2 separate regions of the Homo sapiens genome follow, and region 1 is linked to region 2. A link is a contact called in ENCODE Hi-C or POLR2A ChIA-PET data. All regions are on one chromosome and are shown on one strand. Each heading gives the region's core, a stretch centred on a gene start or an enhancer-like site at or near the end of the contact. The rest is flanking DNA. Distances are from core to core; before and after follow the strand shown. Region 1 holds the start of SGMS2 (sphingomyelin synthase 2). Region 2 holds the start of OSTC (oligosaccharyltransferase complex non-catalytic subunit).

What was found. A loop is a pair of places that touch in the nucleus more often than their neighbours do. ChIA-PET counts read pairs that join two places held with the same protein, here RNA polymerase II (POLR2A). Pooled maps may share reads with other maps.
Region 1: a loop to region 2 is called in a pooled map, with 6 times the contacts of the local background. The contact joins the promoter of SGMS2 here to the promoter of OSTC in region 2. A Hi-C loop is called at or near these places in 6 of 50 pooled maps. POLR2A ChIA-PET finds 5 or more read pairs at or near these places in 2 of 52 experiments (activated CD4-positive, alpha-beta T cell and activated T-cell).

Annotation. Positions count from the first base shown.
Region 1 is chr4:107,823,378-107,826,647 of GRCh38, forward strand. It overlaps SGMS2 (sphingomyelin synthase 2), which reads left to right and starts at 1,555. Exons shown (of 7, transcript NM_001375905.1): 1 at 1,555-1,876.
Region 2 is chr4:108,649,166-108,652,226 of GRCh38, forward strand. It overlaps OSTC (oligosaccharyltransferase complex non-catalytic subunit), which reads left to right and starts at 1,434. Exons shown (of 4, transcript NM_021227.4): 1 at 1,434-1,629. The coding sequence starts at 1,491. It also overlaps the pseudogene RNU6-431P. RefSeq lists enhancers at 1,374-1,723, 2,338-2,387.

The DNA of each region.
Region 1 (3,270 bases), core at 305-2,804, 830 kb before region 2:
TACTTTTTACATTCCCACAAACACAAGGGTTCCTTTTTTTTTCCACAACCTCGCCAGTATTTATTGCCTGAGCACCTTTTCATATACCTGTTTGCTATTTGTATGTCTTCTTTTGAGAAATGTCTATTCAAATCTTTTGCCCATTTATTACTCGGACTATTAGATTTTTTTTTCCTATAGAGTTGTTGGAGCTCCTCATATATTCTGGTTATTAATCCCTTGTCAGATGGATAGTTCCCATTCTGTGGGTTGTCTCTTCAGTTTGTTTCCTTTGCTGTGCAGAAGCTTTTTAGCTTAATATGATCCCATTTGTCCATTTTCTTTGGTTGCCTGTACTGTGACGACATCTTGAAGTTGCGAGTTTGGGGATTGCCTGCCTTGTATATTCTTTTCTGTTACCATCATCTTTAATAGCCACAAATGACTGTTGACCCACATGATATCTGCACTAGAAACCCAAAGATTCCCGTCATTATTTTTGTTGATTATATGGAAGCACCCATAAACCAGCGCAAATCCTAAACATAATTATCTTGTCCAGAAGGAGACATTAATGTAAAACTTATGTCAAGAAAGATTTAGCCACATTCCCTCGGATTGGTCATTCCTAGTTAGAGTCCTTGAGGCTGCCATCGTTTACTTTGAAAACTGCCCAGCAGGTGTATGAATAGCAACTCCAGGACAATGTAGAACCATTACCATTTTAAAGACAGCAATCCCCCTTTTAAAAAACTACTGAGGCCTTCGAAGAAACCACACGGCTGCCTTGGGCCCCAAAAGCTGCGGAAAAGCGCAGTATTCAGTTAAGCAAATAACTACTTACACTGTTTATTTTGGTTACGATTCCTTAAGTGAGAAGTAAATCAATTAACAGGACAAATGACACGATGGTTAGGCACGAAAGGGACAGTGCTGCCACCTCATTAGCTTGGAGCAACCTTCCAGCTCATACCATGCGGACTGATGACTAACCTTGCCAGGCAACGCTGTGAGGTTTGGAAACCCACCTCTTTGACCTAGGCCCGGTCAACACCGATAAACCCTCTGAATCAACGCTGGCGCTCCCAAGCCCACTCACACGCCGTCAGGAAGCAGTTTCCGAAACAGGCCGGGTGCGGGGGTGGGGGATCCCGTTCCAGCCCCACCCCTGAAAGTTGCTGGGAGTGGCACCCAAAGAACTTTCCCAGATTGATCTCTGTTGCCGCTCAGGGAGGTCAGCTCCAGGCCCTCAGCCTTTCGGCCGGGAGCCAAACTGCCCTGCCTGCCAAGCCCCTCCTTCTCTGCACCTTAAACAGCCGCGAGGGGAGAGTCGGCTGGGATTTTCTTCTTAAGAAGTCGCGCAGGTTTTTCGAGCTCCACTCTGCGCCAGGAGAGCCACGGCAGCAGGAACGGGCACTGCTGCCACCGGGCCGACGGGTGAGTCACTGTTTGGAAATGGAGTGGGCGGGCGAGGGTGTGAGAGAATGAATGATGTCAAGAGCGCGCTGGGCGCAGGGCGCAGGGAGCGGGCCGCGCGCGGCGGGCGGGGAGAGCGGGCGCGGGGCCGCGGTCAACACTGAGCGCCGCGCCGTGGGCCGAGTGGGGCGGGGAGACCCAGCCCTCGGCGCGCACGGAGCCTGGCCGGTGCTGCAGCGCCGCCGAGTGCGGCCTCGGGGGCGGCGGCCGCGGGAGGGACCCGGAGAGCTGCTTCCCCTAGTCAGGCCGCGGCGTGGGAGGGCGAGACCCCGAGCAAACTTTCTAGCGGCTTCGGCCCGAGGGTGGTGACGCCCGGGGCTGGTCGCGGCGGCTGCGGCAGCGGGCTCCATCCCCTGGCAAATCCCCTTCCCGGGAGCAAGTGCCTTCAGCTGGGAGTGTCTGGAGCCCTGGCCACCAGCGGGTAAGGAGCGCGCGGAGGGGCCAGGAGGAGGATGGGCTGGGGAGCGGAGAGTCCTCCGAAGCGCGGGAGGGGAAAGGTGGATTGCGAAGCGGGGACGTGGCTCTAATCCGGCCCCCACCCTCCCCGCCCAGGGCATGCTTCCTCGATTTTGTGGTCTGGAGGAGAGATGTGTGCCTTAGTCTCCTTCCTCTGAGCAGTCATCTCATTCATTTGCAACCCATTTCGGGTACCCCGGTCCTGGCGTTGGAAGGGCACAGGTTAAACCCCAGATTGTCCAGAACCACTCCGGAGGTCAGGGCTGAAGTTCAGTTGGTGGAGGAGGGACTGTGTGTGTGTGTTTGTGTGTGTGGTTTTTCTTTTCTTTCTCTTTTTTTTTTTTTTTTTTTTTGAGAGGCACTTACTGATGATGTGTGAACAGTAACAGCCCAGCTCTGGGCAGCCCACACCGAAACCCTTCAACGTGTGGCATTCCAGAGCTGCTCCCTTTACGGAAGGGAAGACTTGGTTTCTCAGCGAAAATAAGGGGCGGGGAACCCCTGTCAACATCCATCCAGAGGTATGGATAATCATTAATTATCCACGGCTTGAAACCAACTCAAAATGTTATGTCCTGTAGTCTTTTTTATTTATTAATGTTGCCGGTCCTCTATTTCAAGTCTTGCCTGCTCTGAAATGACCTTAAAATCATTTTGACATGTGTGTTATATTTTGAAGAGATTCAACTGTTTAGTGTCACTGGATTCGGCGTGGGTTTTCAATCTGTACCTAACTTTTCAAATCCTTGGTTTCATTACCAGTCTCCTCTATTAACGGTGGGTGCTCAGGCACATTAAACATTCTGAACCAGTAAAATGGGATTATAGCTACTTCAGATAATAAGGTGGATTAAATAAGGATTAATAATGAGGATAATAATGAGGATTAAAGCGCAAAAGACTTCTCATAATGTCTGGTACAAAGCAGACCCCAACAAATTATAGCTGTTTATATATAAATAATAGTGTGTTGCAGCTGGCTTAGGTAATAACCAATTAATTTCCACAGAATGTCCTCCTTATAAGCCTGGTGGGCCGAGGGTTAGCATGTGAAATCCTTTGGCAAGTTCCTTAGATTGGGAAGTGATGTTTTCAGCAAGTTAAACATTTTTAGTACGGATACCTGAGAAGGTTATGGTTTCCATCCTGTGTCATGGGAACTGCCATTTACTGTTTAAACAATGTCAGAGCAATGGCTGAAAGTGACAACCTGGAATTTACAGGAAGAAAGGACGTGAGGAAGCTAACTTTACCTTTACCTTTTTTTTTTCCTAAAGAAGCAGTGCAAGCAGTGCAAAATTTCCTCTTTATGGCCCTTTCCTTGGTCTTCTAATGTTCTTACTTCACAATAGTCTGGTT
Region 2 (3,061 bases), core at 184-2,683:
TAAAACTGTGGGAATTTCAGAAACATTCTGCTTTACAGTGCCCAGAGAAACTTCCTACATATAAACGCTGGTTTTGGTGTAAATGCATTCATTATTGGTGTTATCATTGGCCTTTACATAACCTAAGATTCGTGTGGCTCCGTTAAGACATAGGCAATATGACTCTGGGAGAGACTCTCACTAATGAACAGTAAGGGCAGCAAGCCTCAACTGTACTTAGAATTGGATACTACAATGTTTTGATAGTATTTTCATTACCGTCTTCAAGCAATTTCTTAACAATTGAGTTGTTAGCTAATTAGAAGTGCAGAACCAATACATGGCATCCTGTAAAAATAACCACGGGCTTAGTAACAAGCAAATAAAAAAATATAAAAACATTGGCTCTATAATGTGTCAATATGCTCTGGACTTATGTAATCAGTGACTCTTAACTCTTGCTCCAAAAGGAAGTTAACATTTGTAGAGTCTTAAAAGATTATATAAAAAAGAAAAGCAAAACAGAAAACAAAAAATCTTTTAGACCTTCTAGTCCATCCCTAATGACTAATTCTCCATCATATATTTTCATCTATTTGGATTGTAAATGTTGCCCAGACCAGAGATGGCGGTGGTTCACACTAGGGTGTCAGTGGTGGAATGGTGAGGGGCAGATGAATTGGAGATATTTTGGTAGTACAGCCAAAGAGACCTACTAATATTTTGGATGCAGAAGGTTAGTAAGGAGAGAAATCCAGACGACTTTAAGATTTTTGGCCAGAGGGATTTTACCTTTTAGCGACATACAGATGACCAAGGGAAGAGCAAAGTTGAGAGGATGAGTTATTCAAAATAGTATTATGGTCACGCCAAGCTATCAGCATTAAGGCATCCCTGTAGAGATGTCCTGTTGACATTTGTGATCCAGGCTGGATGTTTAAAAAAAATTGGTAACATATTACTTTAGCAACTATTATTAATTCTTATTATTACCACGACTACATCGGGAAGTAAAAGCTCAGCAGCCTCCGGCTTTTCCTAACCCTTGAAAAAACCTCTAATATAAAAGGCATTTATATCCAAAAGTTCCCATTCATCTCCCGCTCTGGGAACCGGGAGCGCCCCCTGTCCAATCAGCTTTCAAATCCCCTGCGTCAGCGAGTGGGCGGGGCTCACCTAGATTCCTTGGCCTCCGCTTCTCCGGCTTGGCCACGTTAGAAGTCCCGCAGGTCCTTGAAGGTACACAAATCACCTATATATCCATTAGAAAAATGTAGAGTACATTATCACAATGTAAGTTTAATTAGATTAAATAATTTACAACACTTTATTCATATCATTTATTTGTTTTATTTAGTTTCTTATTTTCTTCTATGAGTATAGTAACCACCTCCGAGCTTTACGGATCTGCGGGTCCTTTCCTCGCGCACGCGCACTTGTTAGGGAGGGCGGGCCTGTTTCCGGGAGGCGCGTGGGGCTTGAGGCCGAGAACGGCCCTTGCTGCCACCAACATGGAGACTTTGTACCGTGTCCCGTTCTTAGTGCTCGAATGTCCCAACCTGAAGCTGAAGAAGCCGCCCTGGTTGCACATGCCGTCGGCCATGACTGTGTATGCTCTGGTGGTGGTGTCTTACTTCCTCATCACCGGAGGTAACTCGGGCTGTCGGGCCCGAGAGGCTGAGGAGCGGAGAACTGACCCGCCCCGGGAGGCGCGTCTGTTCCGCTGACTCTCAGCCCCGGGGGAAGCATAGCTCTGCTTTGGATCTTTTCTGAGGGTGGAGGGGAGTTCTGGGGTCCGAAGTGTTAACGTCCAAGTTTATTCGCCTTCACGCCCTGTCTTAAGAGAATTCGTGTTCTCACTCCCATTGCCTTTCTTCTCCTTCTAGCCCTCCCATCCCAGGGATCCGAGTCAAATATATTTTTCAAGGCCAAATTGTTGCTCTTTTTGTTGCTTGCCATACGTTGTTTGATAAATGTCCTGGGAAAGCCTAATTTGGCAAACTCCGTTTCCATGGTTGGTTGTTTGATAAAGGTCCTGGGAAGGTCTAATTTGGCCAACTCCGCTTCCATGGTTGGTCAAGAGCTTGTGGGACTTTTAAACTTATCTTTGTCCTGGAATCTTGGAAGAGACTTGACAATCTTTAGTTTTGTTGGCTCAAACCTAGGGTTCTGTGTTGCCTTTTGCATGACCTACAATAAATATCAATGGAATTTTCTGAAATCACAGGTTTGATAAATATTTGAGATTGGAGATGAGATTTGCAGACGATACTGTATTTCAGTGGGCAGAAGTTGAGAATTAAAAAAATAAGATAAATAGCATTACTATTAAACGCTTCTGAATTGTCTATCATCTTATTCTGTCCTTTTCAAATAGAAAATTGCAAAGGGGCGTTGCCTTATGTACTGGTGAGTTGGCAATCCGGCTAGTCTTTTCAGAGCCACTACCCTTTCAGGCCACAGTTCCAAGATTTACTTAGAACTGTGCTACTGTGTACATTTAGATTTGGGGAAGTGGTGTACTTAACTTGGAAATTATAAAATTAATTTAGATTTTGGGAAGTGGTGTACTTAACCTGGAAATTATAAAATTAAAGCTACGGATTTGGGATAGCAAAAGTAGTTCTACTTTTAAGGGAGTGGCCATATAATTGTTATTTTCATAGATGTTTTGTGAGAATAGTTGGCACTGAAGGGGGAGGATTCAAACTGAGAGAGCTGAGTTCTAGAAAGCACCTTTGAATTTACCTCCTTCCCCCAATCTAGAATAGTGAGAATTAACTTACGTTCATTTAAATAAATTACATTTAAATATTTGAGTTACATTTAAATACTTATTTGGTAACAAGATACTATCTAGCATTGCATTAGCATTAACCATTAACATTTGCTCATCAAGTTAATAGCTACTGTACTGAATAAACAAAATTTAAAATGCATGTGGCTTTTAAAAATAATAGACTTTTAAAAATAAATAATATAGAATAATTCAGTATTATTATTGAGTGCTCGCTTCGGCAGCACATATACTAAAATTGGAATGATAGGGAGAAGATTACCATGGCCCCTGTGCAAGAATGAC